Linked DNA regions of Homo sapiens: region 1 is linked to region 2. A link is a contact called in ENCODE Hi-C data. All regions are on one chromosome and are shown on one strand. Each heading gives the region's core, a stretch centred on a gene start or an enhancer-like site at or near the end of the contact. The rest is flanking DNA. Distances are from core to core; before and after follow the strand shown. Region 1 holds the start of BCL7C (BAF chromatin remodeling complex subunit BCL7C). Region 2 holds the start of KCTD13-DT (KCTD13 divergent transcript).

Region 1 (7,029 bases), core at 2,131-4,630, 970 kb after region 2:
AAAATTAGGCCAGGCACGGTGGCTCACGCCTGTAATCCCAGCACTTTGGGAGGCTGAGGCAGGCGGATCACCTGAAGTCGGGAGTTCGAGACCAGCCTGGCCAACATGGAGAAACCTCGTCTCTACTAAAAATACAAAATTAGCGGGGCATGGTGGTGCATGCCTATAATCCCAGCTACTCGAGAGGCTGAGGCGGGAGAATCGCTTGAACCCGGGAGGCAGAGGTTGCGGTGAGCTGAGATTGTGCCATTGCACTCTAGTCTGGGCAACAAGAATGAAACTCTGTCTCAAAAACAAACAAACAAATAAACAAAAAAAACAAAAATCAGCCGGGCATGGTGGCATGCCTGTAATCCCAGCTACATGGGAGGCTGAGGCAGAAGAATCGCTTGAACCTGGGAGGCAGAGTTTGCAGTGAGCCAAGATCGTACCACTGCTCTCCAGCCTGGGCAACAGAGCAAGACTTCATCTCAAAAAAAAAAAAAAAAAAGGCTGGGCGTGGTGGCTCGTAATCCCAGCACTTTGGGAGGCCAAGGCGGGCAGATCACCTGAGGTCAGGCGTTTGAGACCAGCCTGGCCAACATGGCGAAACCCCAACTCTACTAAAAATACAAAACCAGCCGAGCATGGTGGTTCATGCCTATATTCCCAGCTACCCAGGAGGCTGAGGCAGGAGAATTGCCTGAACCCAGGAGGTGAAGGTTGCAGTGAGCCAAGATTGTGCCGTCGCACTCCAGCCTTGGCAAGAGCGAAACTCTCTCAAAGAAAAGAAAAAGAGAAAAGAAAAAAACCCAACCACGTAAAGTGTTTACCAGGGCACCTAGCACACAGTAAGAGCTCAATAAATACTAGCTGTTGTTATTCCTATTATTGTTAATCACCCCTATGACTATCACTATTATTTATTCACTCAACAGATATTTACTGAGCACCTACTATGTGTCCCATATTATTCTGAGGATACAGTAGTGAACAAGATCACATAGGGCCAGGCACAGTGACTCACGCCTATAATCCCAGCACCTTGGGAGGCTGAGACAGGAGGATCATTTCAGGCCACGAGTTCAAAACCAACCTTGGCAACATAGCGAGACCCTACCTCTACAAAAAATTTAAGAATTGGCTGGGCATGGTGGCACACACCTGAGTCCCAGCTATTTGGGAGGCTGGGGCCAGAGGATCCCTTGAGCCCAGGAGTTTGAGGCTGCAGTGAGCTATGATTGCACCAGAGTACTCCAGCGTGGGTGACAGAGACCTTGTCTCTAAAAAAAAGGGGGGGGAGGGCCGGGTGTGGGTGTGATGGCTCACACCCGTAATCCCAGCACTTTGGGAGGCTGAAGGTGGAGGACTGCTTGAGCAAGTGAGTTTGAGACCAGCCTGGGCAACATGGTGAAACCTTATCTCTACAAAAAATACAAAAATTAGCCAGGTGTGGTGGCATATGCCTGTGGTCCCAGCTACTTGGGAGGCTGAGGCGGGAGGATCGCTTGAGCCCAGGAAGTTCAAGGCTGCAGTGAGCTATGATCACACCACTATACTACTCCAGCCTGGGTGACAGAGCGAGACCCTTTCTCAAAAAAAAAAAAAAAAAAAAAAAAAAAAAAGGATCAATATGGGCCCAACATTCAGGAAACTGACATGAGAGTGAGGAGAAAGATAAACTAGTAAAAAATTAATTTACATGAAAATCTCAGACAGTGATATGTCTGTATAGATTCTAAGAGACCAGAGGAATGAGACTGTAGCTACAGGGAGATTCTGCAGGAGTCGGAAGGCGCCTTGAGGAGGGTGCACAAGACGGGGAGCAGGTATAGGGATGAGCTGGTAGGTTAGACTCTGGAGAAGACAGGACTTAGAGGAGAGAGCTCCTGGGAGGTACCTGGTCCTACCTCTCTCTTGGCCCAGCCGTGGGGGCTGAGCCTCCTCAGGGACCCCTTCTGGGGGTCCGGCAGGTGACACAGGGCGGCTGGGCTGGGGGGTGCCCCCAGGACTGGGCTCTGTGCCCTTTTGCAGGGAACCTTCCGAATGGAAACTCTGGTTGCTGTTCTCATCTGCGGGAGCAAGAGCCGAGATGGTTGGCCTGAGATCCCTAGTACACTCCTTCAGTCCCCACAGCCCCCCGCGTTTCAGGATCCCTACCTACCATTAAGATCCAGCAGGATGAGAGGGCCACCCCCTCGGGGACTGGCGCCCCTGCCCCGACGTTCCCGGCCACGGGATCTCTCTGCCCCGCCACCTGCCCGCCTTCGCTCCTGGGGGTTAGAGGATTAGGGTCAGAGCTCTTGGAAAGCCCCACCATACACCTAAGGAAACTGAGGCACTGAGAAGCAAAAGGGCTCAAACTCAGGGGGTGTGGAGCAGAAAAGAGGGCAAAAGGGGAGGAGCTGCTAATGATGGTTCCCGTCTGTCCTGCTGCATCTGAGGTCTCGGGGAGCTGGAGGTAGAGGTCAGCGTGGGGAGGAACTTGCCTGAGGTTGCACAGATGCAGGGCCTTGTGGGAATGGGGGTTGCTCACCTCCTCCTGGGGATCCACCACTGGCACCCACTTGAAGATACGAAGGGAAGTGTCGCCCACAGTCACCCATCGCTTCTCCCTGTGGGAGGGTGGGGGGCTGGGTCAGAGAGGCCTGAGGGGAGACCCACCCCCCTAGGAGCTGGACACATCTGGGGGTACCTGCAGAGGTTGAGGAGGCACAGGAGGATAGCAACAGTTTTGCTAATGGGGCATAGTTACATGGAGGAAGAGAGTCCTGCAAACCCCAGGGCATAGGCGGTGGGTGCCTCTAGAGAGAGGATATGATTTGGGGCCCTGGCTCTGCGGACCCCTGGGGCACACATGGGGGGCGTGGCTATGGGCCTGGCCCGGGATCAGAGCCCTGCAGATCCTGGGGCGCACCTGCAGGAGGGGTGTCAAAGCTTTAGGGGGCGGGGCACAAGAGGGGGCTCCCGCTCTGGGAGGACACGGCTGGGGATCACGCTTTGTAGACCCCCAGGAGTAGCCAGGCGAACGGGGACAGAGCCCTGTGGATCCAGGGCAAAGCTAGTGGGTGGAGATACACCGAACACCCGGGGCCCAGAGCTGGCGAGGGCAGCGTAGACGCCTTTGGTGCTGGTGGTCCCGCTGTGTCCCGTCCCTGGCCCCCGAGCAGCGCTCACCATCTCCGGACCTTCTCGATGGTCGCCATCACCTTCTTGATGTCATCCTTGGCCCGGCTCCGGGTCTCGGCCCGTACAGTCCGGCCGGCCATGCTGGCGGGGCTGGGGCCGGGGCCGAGCCCGCGGCGGGGCCGCCTCCCGTCCGGCGGGCTCAGGCTCCGCGCCAGGCCCGGGCGCCGCGCTCTCGGCCTGCCGTCCCCCCTGGAGTTGGCCGCGCCCTCTCTCGTCCCCAACGCCTCCGCAAGTCCCCGCCCCGTTTCCTGCCGCCGCGCCCCGCCCCGGCCTGTCCCCGGAGCGGCCCGGTGGCGCGGGCGGCCAGAGCCCAGGCCTGGAAGCCCGGCCGGCCCCGCCCCGACCCGGGCCCGCCCCCTTGGAGCGCCTGGACGCTCAGCGCCCCCTGCCCGCCGCCGAGAGCGGGAGTTGGGGACGGACGCGCGAGTTGGGGACGGAGAGCGGGAGTTGCGACCGGACGCGCGAGGCAGGGCCGAGGCCGTGTGTTCAGACCACGTGGGCGCGGGGTGCGCGACAGGGTCTGTGTCCTGCGCTGCGTGAGCCGCGGTGGGTGTCCGCGAAACGCTGTGTGTGGAGTGCGTGCGTGTGTCCGCCCTCGCCAGGCTGTTGGTCTACACCGCCCAACTTACTCAGTCATCCATTCATTCAACAGTCTTGTTAACTGAGTGCCAATTACGCTCCAGGCGCTGCGAATACGAGTGGGTCTCCACCACCAGAATGGCTAAAGTGAAAAAGACCGCACCGTGTGGAGGCGAGAAAGTAGAGCGACTGGACCTCTCTTGTATTTCTGGGGGAGTGTAAATTGGTAGAGACATTTTGGAAAACTGGCAGTTTTCTAATGAAGCCGAACATATGCCACCTCTGTGATCCAGCAGTTCCACTCCTAGGCTGTCAACACCCAGCAGAAATGTGTAGGTGTGAGCATCAAGAGGGTGCATGGGAATGTTCAGAGCCCTTTCATAACAGCCCCAAACTGGAAATAACCCATCAACAGAATGGAAAATGAATGATGCCCTACTCACTACCATGCACATAGACACAGCAACGGGATTGACATGCCCGGCTACACACAGCAACATAGACAAGTCGCATGATGAAATCTTGAGTGACAGAAGCCAAATGCAACAGTACATACTAGATGGTTCCAGGTGTATTACGTTCAGAACCAGACAAAACTAATTTATAGTGCACCAAAGTCAAGATAGTGATCGCCCTTAGGGTTGGGAGGGGACGAGGGGAGAGCTTCTGGGAGCTGATCCAGTTCTGTTGTGTAATCTGGTGCTGGTTCCCTGGGCATATGTATTCTGTGAAAATCCATCACATGACTTAAATAAAATGTACATTACTTAAATAAAATGAGTGTGTCTTTGTTGACTTTATTTGAGGCTGGCTTGTCAGCAGATAAGACCATGTCAAAATTTGTGCTGCTGTTGTGTGTGTGTGTGTGTTTCAAGGTGTGGCTGTTGTGTCTGTGAATTTGGGCGTGACCATGTCCAGAGGTTAAGGGTATAAGGGGTTAGGAGCATGGTTAAGACAGCATTTTTTTGAGCCAAGCTGCTTAGGTAAAATCCCAGTTGTGCCACACCTAACTGTGTTACCCTGGACAAGTCACTTCTCTCTATTCCGCATCTATAACACAGGAGTTAGTTAATGTGCATATGGCTCTTAGAACAGTGCCCAGCACATGGTAAATGCCCAATAAATATTTACAGTTAATACACATGTGATTGTGGGCCCTACCAATTGTCTGGCTCAATTCTATCTGCTGTGCCCTCTCCAGTTAAACTCTTTCTTCTTTTATTCCAGCAATTGCTCACGGCAATACACACACCCACTCACACGAACACACGCACACACATGCACGCGCACATGCACACACGCGCACACCTGCACACTCACACGCACACAAATCCACTCGCACACACGCATGCTCACACGCACACACGTCCGCATGCACGCACACACGCAGACACACGCAAGCGCACACACACACGGGCCTCCTCGTCTTCATTCACAAACCCCATTAGCTTCTGTTGTCTATGGGCTTCCTCGACAGACCGCGAGCCCCTCGCGGGGGCCAGAAACCAAGTATGGATCATCCCTATGTGCCTTCCTTTCCGTCTACACCAGGTTAATGGGGTTGACGTATGGGTGTGACTTCCTGTCCAGGTCTCTGTAGCTTGTTCTCCTGGGGGTGGGGGGCGGGGTGTGATTGTTACTAGGCCTGCTAAGAAGAGGAGAGCAGTGTATCTGTCTCCCTCCTGGTGGGTGTGACAATGAGATTGGAAGCCATCTAAGATAGGCCAGGAGATGTATGTCTGGACAAACATGCCCCAAGCCTGACGGCCCCCATCGTAGCCTCCCTCGCAAGCCGCGCCCCAGACTAGAGAGAGGGCCTGCGCATTCCTGTCCTGCCAGTCCGGCAGTTCCCTCTCCTGTCTCCTCAGCTTTACACCCAAAGCAGCCGCTGCCTCAGGTCCAAGCCTGAGCCCGCGGCAGAACATTGGGCTGCCTCCCAGGCCCTGACACCCCCAGCCCCGAGGTCCTGTCCACCCGGCAGACAACTTGCCTTCCCCCTCGGGCCCCTTCCCCCACTAGGCCCCACGGACGAGGAGCTGAGCTCAGGGCCAAGGAATCCTGTCTCAAAAGGGGGGGTAGGATGAAATGTTTGGGGTCTGGGCTCTGATTGGCTGCGCCCGGGCCACGCCCCCAGCCCTTTCCCCTTTCTCCCCCCTCGAAAGGGGGGCGTGAAGGGAGCCGGGATCAGCCAGGGGCCAGCATGAGCCGGAGGGAGGGAAGTCTGGGTAAGGGGCTGAGGGACCGGACGCCGGGTCGCTGAGGGGCGCAGGAGTCAGAGGGATTGGGAGCTGGGGGTCTGGGTTTCCGCCACCCCCGGGTCCGGGAGGGGAGCGGCCTTGGCGGGGAAGGGCAGGGCTCCGGTGTCAGGTAACGAGTGAGCGGGTGAGTTGTGAGAAACAGCAGGCGCTAGGGTTTAGAGGAGGCCTGGGGCTGAGGTTTCAGGGACCTGGGCTCAGGGCTTAGATCACCGGTTCGAGTACACCCAGGGGGAGGACTGGGGTCGGGGCTGGGGCAGGACCCCTGCGTCCACTGAGTCTCGGGAAAGAATCAGAGCTGGGGGGCTGAAGGAAGGGGTAGAGTAAGGGAAGGCAGTCTTGGAGTCACAGGAAGTAGTGAGTGACAACAGGAGACGAAAGTCTGGGCTGCTGAGGATCGCGACTGGTGCTGGGAAACTTCGGGGGTGGGGCGGGGGCGGGGCACCGGGTCAGGACTACATTCCCCAGCACGCATCGGGCGCGCGCTGTGCGTTTCGGGAAATGGAGTCCCTCCCGGGGCGCCAGACACTGGCTCTTGCGGACCTTGATTCGCTGACTAGCCAGGCCAGCGCCTTGCATGGATGGGGCATCAGGGAGAGAAATGGAAATGGAAGTCAGTCTCCCTATCTGTAAAATGGGCCTTCAAGGCACATTTTGATATGAAGTTCTGTACTTCGATGATGTTGAAGTCCACTAGCAGTCACTGAGGTAGAAATATGTAAGCCCTGTCTTCAAAGGGCTCTCAGGCTAAGGCAGATACACACAGAAAAGCCGTTAAAAGAGCTACCCTGGAACTCATGCAAATGGCCTTAAGTCAAAGGAAGGAGTTCGTTTATAAAGGAGAAGTGATTCTGGAGGCTTCACTGAGGAGGCAGTACAGTCATGCACTGCATAACAACATTTGGTCAACAGGTGGACCGCACAGACAATGGAGGTCCCATAAGATTCTATGCATTTTTAGCCTGGGCAACATGGCGAAACCCTGTCTCTACAAAAAAATACAAAAATTAACCGGGCATGGTGGCGC
Region 2 (6,861 bases), core at 3,101-5,600:
AGGCAGGAGAATTGCTTGAACCTGGGAGGCAGAGGTTGCGGTGAGCCAAGATCACGCCATTGCACTCCAGCCTGGGCGACAGAGAGACTCTGTCTCAAAACAAAACAAAAATGCTACAGAGCAGGAATGCACTTCCAAGATCTAGTACAATGAATGTTTCTCAAATGCAAGTGGTAATTTATTAATGGGTCATGAAATAAGTAATGGGTCCCAAACAGCATTAAAAAGAAAGATTATCAGAGTACATTTCACTAAAAGTATCTTTTTATAGAACTGTTATTTCAGTTATATATAATGAGTACTAAAATGCATTTTTTCCCTATGGCAGGCAATCAAAAAGTTTGAAAAACATGGATATTGTCCAAAGGAGTTCTACACCTTTGGGCTTCAAGAACCAGTAAGTATTCCCTGAGACAAAAGTTGTTCAGGGAGGCAACCTTTTAATCTATAAAGGGCATTCAAAAAGAAACTTTTATAATCTTCTCTTACTATTGTAACATAAAAGAAAGGACATTTTTAACATTGTAAAAATAGAACAGAATAACAGGCTTTATGTAAAACTCACTACTTTGTACTTATTTTTCTCCCTTCCCTGTCTTTCGGAACCCGAGGACAGAATCCCAGAGGTAGGAATGGACTCACTGAAGGTCACTGAGTCAGCTGTGACAGAGGTGACACAGAACCCTTATGTCCTGGCTTCACTTTCCAAGCTCTGCTCCTCAGAACCCTAAGGGGTCCACAAAAGTGGAGCCTAGCAGGTGGGGTCTCTAGAATCCCCAACCCTGTTTTACTGGGAGTGGCCCTGCTTCTGTGAGATTTCATTTGAATAAAGAATTTCACTGTTTAAAAAAAAAAAAGAATTAGAAAGCTCCTGGGGGGCGGAAGCCATGGGAGAATGCTGCCTCCCAGGATAGGGCCAGATCGCAGAGGTTATTATATTTCAATTTAAATTTAGATGTTTTTCCCTAGTGACATGAGGGAGCTATTTAGGATTTCTAAGCAAGAGAGAGAATAGATCGGGGTTGTGCTGAAAGATAATTACTCAGGTGCGAGTGTAACAGCTGGACTGGCTGCATAGGAACAGTGGGAAGTAGAGAGCAGCTATTTAACCATTGCAAAGGTCCTGGCATGAGGCTGGGGTGGGGGTGCTGCCTGAGGCGGCAGGGATGCAGAAGATGGCACCTCAAATTCTCTGGGGTTATGGCCAGCCAAAGCCAGGCTCTCCAAGCCATACCCCATATCTCCTTTTTTCTGCTCTAATACCTGCTTGGGCAGCTCTCCCAGGAACATAGGCATGGGGACTCCGAAGGCCCTCACCTGCAGCGCCAGCTGGCAGTCCTCAATCAGGCCCTGCACCAGGTAGTAGCGTGCTTCGCCCAGCAGCTCCCCCAGTTCTCTCGTACTCTCCGGCAGTGGCACAGACCCATCCCGCAGGTAATTGAGGATTGTACCAAAGTGACGGCCGCTCCGGTCAATCAGCACCCAACCTAGTGGGGTGGGGAGAGGCAGGGGGAAAGATGGCTTTGCTGCGGGACCTGGAGCTACTAAATTAAAAAAAAATTTTTGTAGAGATGGAGTCTCACTATGTTGCCCAGGCTGGTCTTGAACTCCTGGGCTCAAGTGATCCTCCCATCTCGGCCTCCCAAGTACTTGGATTATAGGTGTGAGCCACCAAACCTGGCCTAAATTATAAGAAAAAAGGATTCCAGCCAGGCGCGGTGGCTCATGCCTATAATCCCAGCACCTTAGGAGGCTGAGGCAGGCAGATCACCTGAGGTCAGGAGTTTGAGACTAGCAGGACCAACACGGAGAAACCCCATCTCTACTAAAAATACAAAATTAGCTGGGCTTGGTGGCTGGTGCCAGCTACTCGGGGGGGGGCGAGGCAGGAGAATCGCTTGAAGCCGGGAGGTGGAGTTTGCAGTGAGCCGAGATCGCGCCATTGCACTCCAGCCTGGGTAATAAGAGGGAAACTCCGTCTCAAAACAAAAAAATAAAAAAAGAAAAGTAAAGAAAAGAAGGCCGGGCACGGTGACTGACGCCTGTAATCCCAGCACTTTGGGAGGCCGAGGTGGGCGGATCACCTGAGGTCAAGAGTTCGAGACCAGCCTGACCAACATGGAGAAATCCCGTCTTTACTAAAAACACAAAATTAGCCGGGCATGGTGGCGCATGCCTGTAATCCCAGCTACTCAGGAGGCTGAGGCAGGAGAATTGCTTGAATCCGGGAGGTGGGGGTTGCGGTGAGCCGAGATCGTGCCATTGCACTCCAGCCTGGGCAACAAGAGTGAAACTCCATCTCAAAAAAAAAGAAAAGAAAAGAAAAGAAAAGAAAAAGGATTCCAAAGCCACAAAAAAGTCTGAATACTGATCTGTCTCAAACCTGTGCCACAGCCAAGAAATCTCTTTAAAACATCTCCAGCGAGTTCTCCCTTAAGTTTTTATACATATTCAACCAGATAATTAACTCATCCATATCTGGTCTACAGTCAGAAGGCTCTCACCATGAGAAAGTTCTTGCAGAATTACCTTATCAATAAACTGTTAACCCCCGAAGTTAATTCTCACCATCCTATTTAATTAAAATGTCTACCTCCCCCCGTCCAGTTCACTGCCATTTTAACTTTTATATTCTTCATAGAGCTTACTATCAAAAAAAGAAAAAAGAAAGAACTTACTACTATCTGCAATTGCATATGCATATACATTTTGTTTACTTGCTTATTGGTCTTCTGATCTCCCACTTCCCTAAAAAAAGGGAATTTCCATAATTTTGTCAGGTTCATTTACCTATCTCCAGCACTAACTGATATTTTACAAATACTTATTGGACAAATGAATTCTTCCCTTTTTTTTTTTTTTTTTTGAGACAGTCTCTCTCTGTCGCCCAGGCTGGAGTGCAGTGGCGCTGTCTCGGCTCACTGCAACCTCCGCCTCCCAGGTTCAAGCGATTCTCCTGTCTCAGCCTCCCGAGTAGCTGGGCTACAGGCGCACACCACCACGCCCGGCTAATTTTTGTATTTTTAGTAGAGACGGGGTTTCGCCATATTGGTCAGGCTGGTCTCGAACTCCTGACCTCAGGTGATCCACCGCCTCGGCCTCCCAAAGTGCTGGGATTAAAGGCGTGAGCCACCGCACCTGGCCGAATTCTTCACCTTTGATACTTGAAGGCAGATCTCCGCCTCTCAAATTTTTATTCTCCTGCTCTCACAGTCCTCGTTAACCCCTCCCTTAAGACTCTCCCACTCCCAAACTCCAAAACTTCAAAGTCTCACTTGGGCACGAAGGGTCCATACTTGAATGCAACACTCCAAGAAGGTAAGGTTCACCTGCCAAGGAGACCTGTCCACCCTCCACTCTGGTGTCCCTGGCAAACCCAAAGCAGCCTCCTTCTGCAATGTGTGTATACAGGTGGATTCCTAGAGTGTACAGGGACCTGTGTCAGGGGAACACAGAGGCAAACAAGATCTCCCAGCTCTCCTGGCTGGCTGTGAGCAGTTCTGAAGCAGAGAGGGAAACAAAAGGCTGGGCAGTCGGAAGAAACTGAGGAAGGCTGCCAGGAGTAGTACTGCAGGCAGCAGGGCTAGTTCCCAAGTCTTGAGCTGAGGGGTGAAGGGTGGGAGAGGTGGTCATGAGGATTATGAACTGACACGTTCAATCACTTACCACAGCGCCTGGCAGTTAGGGGTTCCGTAAGTGTTGGTTATTGCTGGGGGTAAAGGATTGGGGGAGGAGAAGAGAAATTATGAATGAGAAAGGGGAGGAGATGGGATGTGGGGGCTGGAGGGAGCTGAGAATGAGTTGACTGGACAGTAGCGGGCAGAGAGAAGGGGCATGAGGAGCCCCGGTGGTGAGAGACTGCGGGGAACGGGAGTTGGGGGTCTGGGGTGGGGGCACGGTAGGGGCGCCGCTCGTACCTCCGGCATCGGTCAGCACCTCCACGCGGCCGCTGAACATGGCTTTGAGCATGGTGTCCTGTCCCGTGAGGGTGCGCAGCGTGGTGTAGTGCAACGAGCCGCCCACGTTCAGCTTCACGTATTTGCTGTTCGGGGTCAGCGGCTTGAGACCGTAGGCGGCGGGGCCAGGCTCGAGACCCGAGGGCTTGGGGGCTTCCAGGGACGGGGCCGCGGCGGCAGCCGGGCCCGAGGCCTCCGCCGACATGCCGGGTAGCAGCGGCGGACGGCGATCCCAGGATCTCTCCGCGCCCTGCGGCCTGCTCCCGAAGACCCTCGGCCGGCCCCCAGCCCTTGGGCCAGACCGCTCGGCGCACACGCCCACTCACCGCAGCTACTCTGCAAGACCGGCCCTCCGCCCCATCTCGCTCGCACCACCCGGAAGCCGGCGCCGGGCAGCTGCGCAGGCGCGGCCCCGCCCCTGAATGGGGGCGGGGCTGCGAGTATGGAGCATGCGCAGTGGCCTCGCTGGGGGATCCCGTAGAGGTTTGGCGTGTGGCCTGCGGGTTCCCCGGGCGGGTCGACGTGCGCTCCTCTCTGGTCTCGAGTCACCAGGACCAGATCGAGGATGCGGCCGACCCCCTGCCCGATGTGGAAAGCGAAGTCTCCACCTCGTGATTGGGTCTCTGCTGTCAGAGAGCTTCACGAGCTTGAGGGGAAACAGACAGAGAGGTCTGGGCATTGGGCAGTTTCCCGCCTCCCAGCCCCGCGCACTGAACAGACTGTGACCAGAACTGCGAACAAAGCGCGGAGGGAAGCTCTTAAAGGAGGCCAAAGCGGCCGGGCGCTGTGGCTCACACCTGTAACCCCAGCCTGTAAGCCTAGCTACTCGGGAGGCCGAGGCAGAAGGAGCGCTTGAAGCCAGGAGTTGGAAGCTGCAGTAATCCGTGATCGGACCGTTGCACTCTAGCCTGGGCAACATAACGTCCTTTGAAAAAAAAAAAAAAAACAGAGGCCAAAACGGGTAGCAGTGGTGCCCGGGCACCAAGGATGGAAGGCCTCTCTGAGGAGGTGATGCCGAGCTGAAGCTGGGAAGCGGATGTGAGGGAAGAGTTCCAGGCAGAGGGAAGGCAAATGCAGAGATCCTCAGGCAGGAACACTGAACTGTTCTCCGTATTTGAGGAGCAGAGGGCGTGTCAGTGGTGGCCGCAGCAGCTGAGCAAAGGTCTTAGAATCCCAGCTAATGTCGTGGGACCTAGCACCCAATCCCAAAAGAAAGAAGAATAGATAGGAACCCACTGTTGACAAGAAGGTGCACTGAGAAGTGTTTTTATCTGACCCGATCTGCATCCAGTTTAGAAGCCGATACATCAGGGATTTAACAATCTGTCTTAATGTCTAGCAAGGGGGGTTGCTGGAGGGAAAACACAGAGTCAGAGTTCTATCTTCAGCCCTGCCAGCAGGTCCCTGGGAGATGCTAGACGAGTGACTTTTCTCTGGGCGTGGTTGGTGTAAGGGATGCACACGCAGGAGGAAGGTCGGAGTGTAAATGTGTGACCTGGGCCTGTTACTGGGTATAAATGGGCCTGTAGTGACCGGGAGCTCATGTTCTACCAAAGGGGTTGCCAATTTTCTGATTTCGAGTGTGGCGGTGTAAAAGAGAAAAGCAACTGCTGCCAGCTGGGAGCTGGTTTGCACCCTCACTCCAGAAGCCTTGATGTTGCTAGGAGCTGACCTGGCACCAACAGCACGGCCATGGTGGTGTCCTGTTGAGCAAAATAATTTCACAAAAAACATCAGACAAGGTCACTCTCTGACTGATCTAGAAAAAGACCATTCCATAATAAAGCCTCAATACAGAAACAAGAACATTGTCCAAACCACAAAAATTACCAACACAATCCTCTCTCCCACAGCGTAAGTTACTGCTGCTTTTTTTTTGGTTGTTGTTTTTGTTTGTTTTGTTTTGTTTTTGAAATGAAGTCTTGCTCTGTTACCCAGGCTGGAGTGCAGTGATGCAATCTTGGCTTACCACAACCTCCACCTCCAGGTTCAAGCGATTCTCCTGCCTCAGCTTCCAGAGTATCTGGGATTACAGGCACCCACCATCATGCCCAGATCATTTCTGTATTTTTAGTAGAGACGGGGATTCACCAAGTTGCCCAGGTGAGTCTTGAACTCTTGACCTCCGGTGATATGCCCACCTTGGCCTCCCAAAGTGCTGGGACTACAGGTGTGAGCCACTGCACCTGGCCACTGCTGCTTCTTTACCAAGTACAGTTTTAGCTTGATTCATTCCTCCCATCTTCTAGATAAGAATTATTAAGATAACCAAAAAGAATTATCCCTACTTCCTGATAGCATCCAACCCAGAGCAAATGCCCCCCTTTTTGGACCCGCCTAGGAAGTCCCCTAATGAAAGTTCCAATCCTGTAATAAGTCCTTTCACACATGTTCTTGCTGAGATGTCTGTGGTGTTCAGCCTCCCTTGTTCAACTACAGGTGCTTCCTGGTGGTCCTTGGTTGGAGGGTACTATCAGAAATGGAGGAGCAACAAAGATTCAGCTGAAGCCCTCACTGCCTGGGACTGGGACCCTTGACTCGTCATTGTATGCACACCTGAAACTGCTTATGTCGCTGAGGTGCCAACCTGCTGATGGTTGGAAGCTAATTGAGTTCTGATATTGTGTTGATACCCTTAAGCATTGGGTTTACTTTTTATTTTAATTAATTAATTAATTAATTTTTGAGACAGAGTTTCACTCTTGTTGCCCAGGCTGAAGTGCAATGACACGATCTCGGCTCACCGCAACCTCCGCCTCCTGGGTTCAAGCAGTTCTTCTGCCTCAGCCTCTTGAGTAGCTGGGATTACAGGCATGCACCACCACACCTGGCTAATTTTATATTTGTAGTAGAGACAGTTTCTCCATGTTTGTCAGGCTGGTCTCAAACTCCTGACCTCAGGTGA

The links. A loop is a pair of places that touch in the nucleus more often than their neighbours do.
Region 1: a map with no recorded cell type shows a loop between it and region 2 (4-fold over the local background). The contact joins the promoter of BCL7C here to the promoter of KCTD13-DT in region 2. A Hi-C loop is called at or near these places in 1 of 37 single-sample maps with no recorded cell type.

Annotation. Positions count from the first base shown.
Region 1 is chr16:30,890,697-30,897,725 of GRCh38, forward strand. BCL7C (BAF chromatin remodeling complex subunit BCL7C) reads right to left here and starts at 3,381. Exons shown (of 6, transcript NM_004765.4): 1 at 3,157-3,381; 2 at 2,516-2,594; 3 at 2,144-2,252; 4 at 1,890-2,051. The coding sequence starts at 3,248. It overlaps MIR762HG (MIR762 host gene), which reads left to right. Exons shown (of 3, transcript NR_110942.1): 3 at 3,852-4,524. It overlaps MIR762 (microRNA 762), which reads left to right and starts at 3,207; the gene lies at 3,207-3,289. CTF1 (cardiotrophin 1) reads left to right here and starts at 5,918. Exons shown (of 3, transcript NM_001330.5): 1 at 5,918-5,972. The coding sequence starts at 5,948. RefSeq lists enhancers at 2,338-2,970, 2,509-2,838, 4,582-5,087, 5,088-5,591, 6,455-6,504 and a silencer at 3,219-3,698.
Region 2 is chr16:29,921,873-29,928,733 of GRCh38, forward strand. KCTD13-DT (KCTD13 divergent transcript) reads left to right here and starts at 4,351. Exons shown (of 3, transcript XR_001752362.2): 1 at 4,351-5,810; 2 at 5,895-6,059; 3 at 6,396-6,861. It overlaps KCTD13 (potassium channel tetramerization domain containing 13), which reads right to left and starts at 4,354. Exons shown (of 6, transcript NM_178863.5): 1 at 3,918-4,354; 2 at 1,318-1,487. The coding sequence starts at 4,161. RefSeq lists a silencer at 4,020-4,259.